Linked DNA regions of Homo sapiens: region 2 is linked to region 1. Evidence: chromatin contacts called from ENCODE Hi-C data. All regions are on one chromosome and are shown on one strand. The core of a region is the stretch at or near the end of the contact, and the rest is flanking DNA. Distances in the headings are between cores, read along the strand shown. Region 1 overlaps KLF9-DT (KLF9 divergent transcript). Region 2 holds the start of TMC1 (transmembrane channel like 1).

Region 1 (6,264 bases), core at 3,623-6,122:
CCGTCTGAATTAACGATGTGGTTGTTTTCCATCTTGATAGCTAGAAAAGAATCTAGGGCTAGTTCTTTTTGCAAGAGGCATACTGTCAGCACAATTCATTAAAAATAATTCACTTTCGTGAATGTGAGAGGTACCTGATTCTATGTGATGCAGATTCGGTGAGTTCCAACCCTGACCCCCCACTGGCTATTAACCTTTGTTAAGAGAAAGTTACACCAGGTTCTGGTCTCCGAGGCAAGGGTCTCAAATTGACTCTACCAATGTGAGATCTACAGTAGTTTCTTTTGACTTTGTTTTTAAAGTGGTACATCAAAAATAATAATAATAAAAAAAAAGTTAGCCAGGCGTGGTGGCTCGCACCTGTAGTCCCAGCTACTCAGGAGGCTGAGGCTGAAGGACTGCGTCAGCCTAGGTCAAGGCTGCAGTGAGCCCTGATTACACCACTGTACTACTCCAGCCTGGGCAACAGAGCAAGGCCCTGTTTTTTTTGTTTTTTTTTAAATCATAACTAAGGGTGGCTCAGGTAAGTAAGAGTATAATAGATTTTAATTAAAAAATAACAAACCTGACAAGACCAGTTCAATAAAAGTGTACAGCTTAAAAAAATAAAGAAAACAACAACAAAAATATTAAAGTGGTACAGGGAAGATATTGCAGTAGGTGACTGCAGGTGGAAGAAAGGTGTAGATAGGGGATACTGGGCAACCAAGAATATCATCACCATCAGCATCATTATCACCGACCCCTTTCATGGAGGGCTTACTCTGTGTCAGGCCCTGTACCAAGCACCCTGCATGCATCCCTGTAAGGTAGGTATACAGTGTATAAAAAACTCCAAGCCATCTTGGAGTTCTTGCATTTTTAGAACTTAATCTCTTAATTTTAGAAAAGAATTCACTGAAGCCCAGGGGAGTTTGCCTACTTCATGATTTTTCTGGGACAAATTTTGTCCCCTAGGATACACGATCACTTAGAAATTGCACCTTTGCCTGCCTCAAGGCCCAGTGCATATACCAGCGGGATCTCTCCAGGATCTCTATGATCATGGCCTGTACAACCCCTCAGACTTGCATTTTAACTGGGATTGTACTGGTGAAACAGACTGCTCGGGCCTGGACATCTATAGACAGCCCTAGGACCACCATCATCATTATTCCAGAATAGAGGAAAAGTCTGTATCTTTCCTTGAAGATTATATAATCCAGGAATTTGAATACATCAGTCACTTTAGGTTTTTTAAAAATATAAACTTTTCCCTTCCTTACTCCTTGCCAGCTTTTCTTTAATTCCCTTTAATTTCACTTTGTTTGAACTGGACATAAACACTGAATTCTCCAAACTCACTCATTTCAGAGTTACAAAAGAAAGTAATGAAAGAAAACTGAGATTTCATCTACATGAATTTCTCACACATTTACAAACATAACTGCTGCTTGACTTGATTTAGAATATCTTTTTAAACCCAGCAATTCTAGAACTGTAGAATGCTTTCTCTTTTTTCTCCTTTTCCACTCATTCATTCTCCAGATATTTATGTTCCTGGCAATGAGCTAGGCATGGGGGAATACAGAAATGAAAAGAGACTCTGTCCTCCATGAAGTTTATATGTTAAAAACGTATATATAAAATAACATATCAGCAAATAATTATTTCTATGTCAGGATTTTTTTCTTCTATTTTCAACAGTGAAGTTTCCTTGGGGGTGTTGGAATGCGTATTATAATAGTTTTATGATTAAAACCGGCTTGGGCTGTTTTGCCAGCATGTGGTTGTCCCAATTAAATGTTGGCAAAATAAATGATCCCAAATTAATATGAATCATTCCTAATTAAAATAATTTATCACTAAAGTATATATTATGCCACATAAATGTAAGAGGGCTGTTTTCCCCCAAGTTAGTCTTTGTAAATACACATTTTCAAAATCCAAACAAACCAACCGGAAGGAGCATGAAAATTCAGACTGTAAGTGTGCTTCTAGTTTATGCTTTCCTCTCTAAATTCTGCCTAAGAATTTGCTTTATTATCAAAGTTCTCAAAACAATGGCTTATGGGCCTGTAGCCAGAACATATCAGCCTTGTTTTCTGTGCATCCTAAAATAATTACAGTATTATCATTATTAGCTCTAATAAGAAGTAGTGCCTACAGTCAGCTGTTTCAGCGTTGTAGACCACTGTGAGGAGCTGGCCTTTGGGTCTGAGATAAACTCTAACCTCAGACAATCTCTGGGAGCTATTTCCTTATCTGTAAATTGATGAGATTAGATTAATAAATCTCCAATAGTTCCTCCCAAACTCCAAACACTCAAGGGATCTAAAACAAAAGAAAAAAAATCCTAGAGAAAAAAACTGGGGCAAGACTTGGGTTCTTTAAATACCATCTCATCTGCTGTACATCTACAAATACTGCTCTTTATGGCAGTGAAGGTCAGAAAACCTTAAATCAACATTTAATGGGTAGCAGACACAAATATAAATGTGTTCAAAATCCCTTCCTTAATTTTATAGTCTCGATTTTTCTTTCTTCAAGCTGGTTTGTAGAAAGTGGAATGGGGGTTCAAATAACCTATTCTTTTTCCGTGGTAAATTGTATTATTTTATTTATTTATTTATTTTTGAGACAGTCTCGCTCTGTCGCCCAGGCTGGAGTGCAATGGCACGATCTCGGTTCACTGCAACAACCCCCGCCTCCAGGGTTCAAGCGATTCTCCTGCCTCAGCCTCCCCAGTAGCTGGGATTACAGGCATGCGCCACAATGCCCGGCTAATTTTTGTATTTTTAGTAAAGACGGGATTTCGCCATGTTGGCCAGGCTGGTCTCGAACTCCTGACCTCAGGTGATCCGCCCACCTCTGCCTTCCAAAGCGCTGGGATTAACAGGCGTGAGCCACCGCGCCTGGCCCAAGGTAAATTTTTCACCCTAGCGGGGAGTAAGGTACTTCCTGGCATATGCAGCACAGATTCCCAGGCCCCTCCCCTGGAGATTTTTATTCAAACTGTGCCCCAAGGCAGGGTTTCCCCACCTTGCAGGGTGGAGCTAATCACCTGGCGCTCGATTTAAAATACAGATTGCCGGGTGTCACCCCTGCTCAAGGACCAGGGAAGTTCAGGCTAAAATCACACTCTGTAGGTATTGGGTTCTGCCAGTTCTGGCTTTTCTCACTCTTTCCTGCTGGGAGGGGTGGACCGTGCCGGGCAGAACTGCCAGCCTCCAGGCGGGAAGGAAGGAGGAGAACAGATGGCCCACTGGGGGTAGAGGATCACGTGTTGGACCTCATTCTGGGCTGCATCCAGACCTCTCCCTTTCAGGGCCCAGCCCCTCCAGCTCCAGCGACCCCACCTAGGCACACGGAACATATGTGGAGGAAACCAGTGTTCATTTTGTTGAAAGCAGGGGAATTAGAGAAGGAGGCGAGCTTGAGGAGGGGAGAGGCTAAAGGGATAAAGCTTCCAACAATGGCGATGTTCCTGGATTTTGAAATACAATCAGGTAAAGCCCGATCTGGTGGAACGCCCGTGGCCATAATGACAGCTAACACCCAGGGGCTGGAGGGGGAAGGGCGCTCAGGCAAGCGCGAAAACTTGCACGCCGCCCTACTTTGCTCCCGCCCCACTTAGCAGCCTTCCGCAAAACTCCAGCCCTCTCCTCTGCAGCGCAGAAAGGCCGCCCGTTCATGCATATGCAGGAGGATAAGTTTAGCTCGCAGCCCCCCGCGCTCCGACCGGCCCAGCGCGGCACTCGGTGAATCACCCGCGCTCGGGGGCGGGCGCTCGGCTCCGGCCGCGGACTGGCGGGCGACTCAGCCACTCGTGGACCGCGCGCCCCGGCCTGGCATCGCCCTTTTAAAAAGTCTTCCGCAGGCGGCCGCCGCCGCAGCAGCCTGAGGAGGCGAGTTCATCTGAGGACAGTCCCAGTTCTCAGAAATCCCTTCCCTGCTGGAACATCAAGCTCCCTTTACTGCAGTTGAACAAACTGCCCTAGATTGGGGGACCAGGAACCCGCCCCAAACTCGTGCAAGGAGCTCCGGGCGCCCACGCCCACGTGAGCTAACCTTGAAATTAGCCCCTGCACCCGGGAGCGCGGGGGTGGGAGTGGGCGGGGACCGGGGGGGAGCCCCGCGCGGCCCAGGCCCTTGCTTTGCGCTCTCCGCGTGCACGTACCGCCCCCGCCACCCTGTTTCATAACTCTGGCGGTGTTGCATTTTTTTTTCTTTTAATCTCCCGGGTAGATGGGTGTGGGGTTCCTGTGTTGGGGAGAGGGCAGGGCACCTTGGCCACCTTCCATCCCCCACGCCCGCGAGGAAGAGGAAAACCTGCCCTGCGGTCCTCCTAGGAACACTGCAGAGTAGGGTGTCGAGATGACATCAGCTTCTAAACATAGCAAGCACCGCACCCCAACTCCATGGGCTGCGGGGGTGGGGAGGGAGTGGGGGAGGCGGGTGCTGCTGTCCCCGGGCGGGGCGTGGCGGGCAGGCCGGCCAGGCTGTGCGGGAGGAGATGACTTTGCAGGAATTGCGCTCCCAGAGTTTGCCGGCAGATCTCTCCCGCGATGGCCCGGCCAAGGGGTTAGGAAACATTCCTGCCATTCCGTGCTCTCCCCTACCCCACAAGAACCACACGCACGCACACACGCACTCTTGGATCGAATGTGCCTTTATTTATAAATCAATCCAGCCCCAGCCCAGGTTCGGTCCGGTCCCGGGAGCACCTGCGCCCCGCGTCTGCCTTCAGGCTAAGCCTGCGAGGGGTTCGGTGTGGCCCTCCCAGTGAGTCAGAATGGGCTGTGTTTCCTGTGGTTGTTGTGGAACAGTTTGTCCTTTTTACTCTCCGCCCCCCCCGCCCCGTCTCCACCCCCTTGGTAAATATAGCGCTCACGTTTCATCATCTCTTTGTCCAACGAGTGCCAGACACCCCGGCCCGCGGCCCCCGCCGCCTCCCTCCTCCTCTCCGCTCGGTTACCTCGCATAACCTCGCGCGGGCAGGCACCGGGCAGCAGCTCTCCCCGCGGCCGCGCCCGCCCGGCACCCAGCGCTTCCCGCCGCAGCACACCCCCAACCCATTCTCCCCTCCCCTTCTTCCAGTTCCCCCTTCTGTACGGCCCCCATGCTCTTGTCCCACCCCCTCTACTCGGCGTCCGGGTACTGGGTCGAGACGTGTGTAGGTGTAGGGAGGTGGATAGCCCTTTTCCGAGCCGTAGGCGTCACCCCTACGCCCAGGCCCAGGCCCAGTGCTGGATCCTGCACTTTCCCAACCTCCCCCTCCCAAGTTCCAAGGTTGCCCTCTGTTCCCCTCCCAAGCGCAGGTGACAAGCTGCTGAGACAGTGTCTGATTCACCGACAGCTGAACCAGCTACTGGTACTTGGAGGTGGGCGTTTGCTGAACTGTTTTCCTCCCACCTCCCCCAACCCCCTACCCCGGTGGGGAGCGGGCTGGAGGGTCGGAAGAGGCAAGGTGGATGACAGCCGAGAAGTGCGTGCCCGCTCTTCCCTCTCTCCCTCCTCCTCCCAGTTTCATTTCCACACATACAGCCACCCACCGGGGACCGGAGGCGGCTAGTGTTCTCTGAACGCCGGGAACTGGCTCTCTCTGTGGTCTCCTGTTTACTTCCCTCCTCCTCTTTTCCCCTCCCTTCTCCCCGCCCCCATCTCCCGGCGCCGCTTCCCGCCCAGAGCAGCTGGGAAACCTGCAGCTGAACACTGCAGTCATGGGACTTCCCTGGCCCCGAGCTGTGCCCCAGGTTTGCCCTGTCCTGTCCTGCCTTGCCCTGTGTCCGCTTTTTGGGGGGCACTTATTTGTCCTGAAAAGGGTCTTAAGGCTCCCTATCCAGGAACGTGGAAGAGGTGACTGCTTCCCTCCCCCTTCCTCTCCTCCTGACTCCCCTGCCAGCTACCTTCCTGTGGGGGCCCTGCCTGGCTGTCTTTTTTGGCCAGGATTCTGGGCCACCCCCACGAGTGGCCACCTGTCCAGGGAGAAGTGGTGAGACAGCTAACGGTGTGTAAGAACTCTGCATCCAGGATGCTGCAGAGCTGGCTTCTTTGCCATCACAGACTGTCCTGTTCGTAACAGGGTGCCCAAAATTCTCTGCCGACCAAGGTTTTCAGGCAGAACCCCAAAACCTGCTCCTAGGGACACACCCTCTCCTTATGGAGTCTGGCAAAACCTTTCCTTTCAAAGCTTGCTTCACAGCGGGGAAGAATGCAGGCTCTCTCCCTAAGTAAGCTGAATGAACAAAGGACTCCAAGGAGGCCGTGGGGGTTCCAGCTCTG
Region 2 (6,324 bases), core at 1,391-3,890, 2.1 Mb after region 1:
CCAGCATTCCAGAGAGCCTTCCGGACATTCGCTTTTAAATTTCTGTGTCCCTAAAACTATGGTGTAAACTGAAATGACAGGACTTACAGCTCTAAGTTATAAAAATCAGAAAGGACCAGACACATTTAAACAATGCCTCAGCATGCAAGCCATTTGTGATAAAGCAAATTAATTTCTAATTTTCTTATTGTAACTTAGGGGAAGTGGTCTTTTGAAAAATTCATATTAAGCAGGGGATGAAAACAGGAAATGGATTTTGCAGTCTTCAGTCTTAATTTAAGATGCCAAATGGCACTGACAATTGCATGTGCTGCCTTTGTTTTAGTGACGGTAAAAAGAAAAAACAGGTTGGGCGCGGTGGCTCACGCCTGTAATCCCAGCACTTTGGGAGGCTGAGGTGGGTGGCTCACTTGAGGTCAGGAGTTCAAGACCAGTCTGGCTAACATGGTGAAACCCCATCTCTAATAAAAATACAAAAATTAGCTGGGCGGTAGTGGTGTGTACTTGTAATCCCAGCTACTCGTGAGACTGAGGCAGGAGAATCGCTTGAACCCAGGAGGCGGAGGTTGCGGTGAGCTGAGATCACACCACTGCACTCCAATCTGAGTGACAGAGTGAGACCCTGTCCCCCAAAAAATAAAAAATGAAATTAAAATTAAAAAATAAAAAAACAGCTGGGAGTCTGAGGCAGGCAGATCACGTGAGGTCAGGAGTTGAAGACCAGCCTGGTCAACATGGTGAAACCCCGTCTCTACAAAAATACAAAAATTAGCTGGGCATGATGGCAGGTGCCTGTAATCCCAGCTACTCAGGAGGCTGGGGCAGGAGAATCACTTGAACCTGGGAGGCAAAGACTGCAGTGACCCACGACAGTGCTACTGCATTCTGGCCTGGGTGACAGAGCGAGACTCTGCCTCAAAAAATAAAAATAAAATAAAAAATAAAAATAAAAAACAAATGAAAACCAACCAAACAACAACAACAAAAGCCAAAAATAAAAATGCCTGTGAGAGATTTCTTAGAGTCACTCATTATTAGTTCATGCTCCCAGTAGAGATATTTCTTCAATCAAGTCCCAGTTTCCTCCTCTTTTATTGCATTCTTTCGTGAAGAAAGCTTAAAGAAATGAATTCTTGTCCTTGGAAATGAGGGAGGACTATACTATGCTTTCTCTAGAAGGCACTACTGTGTGTTTGAGCATGTTTTTCAAATAATTAGTAGGTGTGAGTGGTTCTGCCAATAGACATACTACATTTATTTTCAGTGATCACTTGAAAAACACACCTATAAGCTTATAATTGCTGACATTAACAAACAACAGGTATGAAGATGCTGTTCACAAAAAGTGCATGTAGTTCCATGTGTTTTATTTAGTCTGTTTGAAATGAAGTTTAGCATATCTATAGCACACAGCATGAAACATGTCAGTCATTTTGAATTTAACATTGTGCATAATGTATTCATAAGAATTATATTTATTTATTAGCATTTATCTTCAAATCAAAGGTTAAAAGTTTCAAGATGCACAAAAATGGTTAACTTTCTGTGAGAAGTCTGAGAAATCACTGAAGACATGAAAATGACAGGCTGGAGGAAGAAGTAAAGAACCTAGAAGGCCAAAATGGAATTCTAAGATAACATGAATATAGAACATAGAAAAGAGAAAGGATTGATTGAAAAAAGGAAAGGGGAAAAAAAAGGAATTATTAAATGGAAACATTAGATTCAAGTAAACCCAAAACAATCATCAAAGTAGATGTTAACAGCATTTTGAGTACATGTTGTGAGTATGAGAAGTGCAATTCTAAATGTTAGGCCCTTATGTTTTAACATATCAGCAAATACAATATTTTGTTTCTAATTTAACAAATTTTTAAGACTTATGTTAGTTGTGACATATTTCCAATAAATAATTATGTTTCCCAAGGACACTGGGTACAATAAAGTGGGTCTGACAATTAACTTACCTTTGAAACCTGAGCCCTTCATTAGTTACAGGAATAGACTGGAACATGATTTTTCCTCTCCTGCTTGGAGAACCCACAAGTTGTGTTTTCTTTATGAATATTGGAAATTCTTTCTTTTAGCCAAATGAAGGGTGTGCATTTCTTCGGCCAGGAGTTACCAGGCTGATAATCCTGATGCAGCGGTTCTCAAAGTCTCCTCAGAAGGCCCGCAGTAGCACCAGCAGCACCAAAGGACTTGTTGGAAACACCAGTTTTCTAGGCCGGGCACAGTGGCTCATGCCTGTAATCCCAGCACTTTCGGAGGCCGAACTCCTGAGGTCAGGAGTTTTGAGACCAGCCTGGCCAACATGGCAAAACCCCGCCTCTACTAAAAATACAAAAATTAGCCGGGTGTAGTGGCGGGCACCTGAAATCACAGTTACTTGGGAGGCTGAGGCAGGAGAATCACTTGAACCTGGGAGGCAGAAGTTGCAGTGAGACAAGATCACACCATTGCACTCCAGCCTGGGCGACAAGAGCAAAACCTCTGATTAGAAAAAAAAAAACAAACAGGCGCCGTGGCTCACGCCTATAACCCCAGCACTTCAGGAGGTTGAGGTGGGCGGATCACCTGAGGTCAGGAGTTCAAGATCAGCCTGGCCAATAGAGTGAAACCCCGCCTCTACAAAAACATGATGGCGCGCGACTGTTTCCCATCTACTCAGAGGCTGAGGCGGGAGAATCGCTTGAACCCGGAAGGCGGAGGTTGCAGTGAGCTGAAATCACGCCATTGCGCTCCAGCCTGGGTGACAGAGCAAGACTCCGTCACAAAAAAAAAAAGAAAAAAGAAACACCAGTTTTCTGATTTCACCGAAGACCTACTGCCTCAGAAACTATGAGGGCAGAACCCAGCAATCTGTGCTTTCTTTCACAAGCCCTCCAGGAGTTGCTGAAATTTAGGAATCATTGCCCCAAAAAGTGGCCCTCATAATGATGCCAGGTAAGGAAAGACAACATTATTACCTATGTGTGGTGTGTTAACATTCTTTATGAAACATGTGTGAAGACCTAAATCGAAGACTTTCTCCATGAGATATTCCCTAATCACATTAGTGAAATAAAACTATATTTCCTCTACTTTTCTACTGCTACAGAAATCTCCCCCAGTTAGGATAGTCCCAGTTTCCTATTTATCTTTGTTTTTCTTGCAGTGCACAGCATGTCACCCAGTAATTGATAAGTTTTTTTTTTTTTGAGACGGAGTCTTGCTCTGTCTCCCAGGCTGGAGTGCAGTGGCGCGATCTCGGCTCCCCAAGTAGCTGGGACTACAGGCGCCCGCCATCACGCCCGGCTAATTTTTTGTATTTTTAGTAGAGACGGGGTTTCGCCGTGTTAGCCAGGATGGTCTCGATTTCCTGACCTCGTGATCCGCCCGCCTCAGCCTCCCAAAGTGCTGGGATTACAGGCGTGAGCCACCGCACCTGGCCTAATTGATATGTTTAAATGTTAAAATTAAATGCAATGATTTCCTAAAATAAACAAATGTGGGACAATTTATTGCACTCTGTTCAAATTCCCATTTTGAAGTGGAATTCAAACAAACATGACAGTAAAGGGGGACAGTGAGCACAGGGACAAGAGAAAAGGAGAAAGGGAAGAAATACAGAGAACTAGATAGGAGGAAGTGTCAAAGACTGATGGGTGTAAGCCACCTTTACCTCTGGATATTGGTTTTCCTTTGAATTGTGGTATGTGGTCATATTGCTTATTAGTTATAACATACAGCTGTCAGAAGAGTTTTTCAATTAAAATTTCAAATGTAATATTAAAACTGTTTGGATTCCTTCCTACTGGGCACTGGACACTGTCTGTGGAGCTGCTGGAACAGCGCTGAATAGGGTCATATTTTAAAGGAACTCAGCCTAGTGCAGTTTCTCAACCTTAGCACTATTGGCCTTTGGGGCCTGATAATCCTTTTTTGTGAGGGGCTGTCCTGTGCACTGTAGGATGTTTAGCAGCATCCTTGGCTTCTACTCAGTAGATGACAGTATCAACCCCCTTCCCCAGAAGTGACAATTAAAAATGTCTCCAGACTTTTCCAAATGTCCCCTGAGGAGCAAAATTGTCTCCAGTTGAAAACCACTGGGTTAGTGGGAGAAACAGATAAGACAGAAGTTCTCCATACACCATGATAATGCCATGATGCCATAGGGCTGGCAGGAGTGAAGGGAAGAGCATCTCACAAAGACTCGGGGGGATGCAGGGAGGAGGAAAAATTAGGAAATGAAGTGGGCTGAGTTGCAGTTAGCCTGTGGGGAAAATGAAGGAGAAGGGATAAGGAAGAAGAGGAGGAAGGAGGGAGGAAGAGTGAGGAGTAATAGGGAATTATAGTTGACCTTGAACAACTTGGGGTTTAGGGATGCCGACCCTTGCGTAGTCAAAAATCTGAGCTTAACTTTTGACTACCCTCACACTTTCCTAACAGCCTACTGTTGACCAGATGCTTTACCAATAACATAAACAGTTTATTAACACATATTTTGTATGTTTTATGTATTATACACTGTATTCTTACAATAAGGTAAGCTAGAGAAAAGAAAATGCTATTAAGAAAATTGTAAGGAAGAAAAAATATATTTACTGTTCATTAAGGGGAAGTAGATCATCATAAAGCTCTTCATCCTTGTCATCTTCAAGTTGAATAGGCTGAAGGAGGAGGGGGAGAGAGAAGAGACTGGCCTTGCTGTCTTAGGGGTGGCAGGGATGGTAGAGGTGCAGGAGGTGGAAGGGGAGGCAGGAAAGGCAGGCACACTCGGGGTAGCTTTCGTTGAAAGAAATCTTCATATGAGTGGACCCATGCAGTTCAAACCTGACTTGTTCAGAGTCAACTGTACTTGTTCCAGGCTAAGAACAGAGAATAAAAAAAAAATGTATAGAGGCCTGAAACAGCATATTATATTAAAAGAACTCAAAGCCGGTAAATGCTTTGCTACTGAAGCATAAAGTGAGAAAGGGGCATCATGGGCTCTGAAATTGCAGCCACAAGTCTACAGAACACATTTTTCATAGCCCAAGGTCAGTCTTCTATTACCCTTTGCAGTGAGGTTATCATCATCCATTTTCACTCGTCAGTGCTGGGGAGCCCATTAAATACTTGCCACTATACTTGGTCCCAACAGTTAATAGACTGTAGCATCTTTTATTTCTTCACCTAGCCTGAAATCAGTTGAGCTTTTGCAGAATCTTAGATATGTCGTTTTTTTCTTCAGGTTTAGAATGGGGCACTTAAAAAGATGCATAGTACTTGAAAATAGAGAAAGAAAATAGCATGTAGAAATTTGTGCCTTTATTCTGCCCAAACGTCTCAAAAAGGAAAAAAATAATTTTAAGGGTAAATATTGTCATCAATTTATCTGAGCTCTTTTGACTTCCTTTGAGCCTGAAAAACAGGATCAGTGTCTTTTTAGTATTTACCATAGTGCCTGATATGTAGAAGGTGTTTGACCAATGTTTATTAGATAAATGTTCACTTTTATTACTAGTAATATTAACCACATTTTAATAGAGACTAATAATACATGATAAACTTCTCAAGGATGCGATCTCATTTGATCACTATAACAACCCAATGAGGTAAGCGAGGAATAGTTGTTAACTCTAATACATGTTATATCTTATCCTTGACCCAGTATTACCCCAGTCATGCCTTCCTTTCCCTGCAATGAAAGAAAACCGATAAACACAAAATGTTGTATCCCATATAAGCATTCATTCTTATGGTAGATAAGTAAATGGAAAAGATAGGTATGCATTCTCAATTTTTTTAAGTCCTAGAATTATAAAACAGTAAAGAAGTGAGAAGAGAGAGAAATCTTAAGGGACCAACCTCTTGATTTTACAGGTGAGAAAACTGAGGCCACATAGCCATTTAGTGCAGAGCCAGGATTATAAACCAGATGTTTGGAATCCTATGTGGTGGTGGACACGAGGATATACTAATTAGCGTCGTTACCGGAAAATTCCACATATCTCTAAGGAGCAGATCACCACACACCTGCACAGCCCAAGCCTGGATTGTGGAGGTTTTTCTTGTAGAGTTTGTCTTTGATAGAAAGATACGGTCCAGAAGGCCGGCTTCAAGGACATAAGAAAGGGCATATTCAAAACAAATACATGTATGCCTATTCTTTTAAACCGGTACTTAACAATAGTATCCAGGTGTCCAAATATAATAGCTTATCTGTTTTATTTTTTCCAGAAAAGGAAACAAGGTCTTAGAGAGGTTACATTTTGCATAGGATTTTGTTAGCCAAGTCAGCATCTGTTTGCATCTTAAAAATGAGTCATACCTATTCCTTGTAAGTAGGACAGGAGGGCA

What was found. Hi-C counts contacts between places; a loop is a spot of excess contacts on that map. Pooled maps may share reads with other maps.
Region 2: a map of CD4-positive, alpha-beta memory T cell shows a loop between it and region 1 (6-fold over the local background). The contact joins the promoter of TMC1 here to the enhancer-like site in region 1. A Hi-C loop is called at or near these places in 3 of 168 maps with a recorded cell type or tissue (CD4-positive, alpha-beta memory T cell and naive thymus-derived CD4-positive, alpha-beta T cell) and 9 of 50 pooled maps.

What each region holds. Positions count from the first base shown.
Region 1 is chr9:70,415,324-70,421,587 of GRCh38, forward strand. The region is part of intron 1 of KLF9-DT (KLF9 divergent transcript); the gene reads left to right. Among named protein-coding and RNA genes, the nearest start is that of KLF9, 3.8 kb to the left of the region's middle. RefSeq lists an enhancer at 3,482-4,203 and silencers at 3,641-3,950, 4,051-4,100, 5,031-5,120. Within about 2 kb of position 4,873, at least 40 of the 41 ENCODE cell types and tissues checked have a DNase peak (open chromatin) inside an H3K27ac peak, as active enhancers do.
Region 2 is chr9:72,518,968-72,525,291 of GRCh38, forward strand. TMC1 (transmembrane channel like 1) reads left to right here and starts at 2,641. Exons shown (of 24, transcript NM_138691.3): 1 at 2,641-2,946. LOC101927234 (a long non-coding RNA gene) reads right to left here. Exons shown (of 3, transcript XR_001746721.3): 2 at 6,296-6,324; 3 at 4,451-4,850. RefSeq lists an enhancer at 5,784-6,324.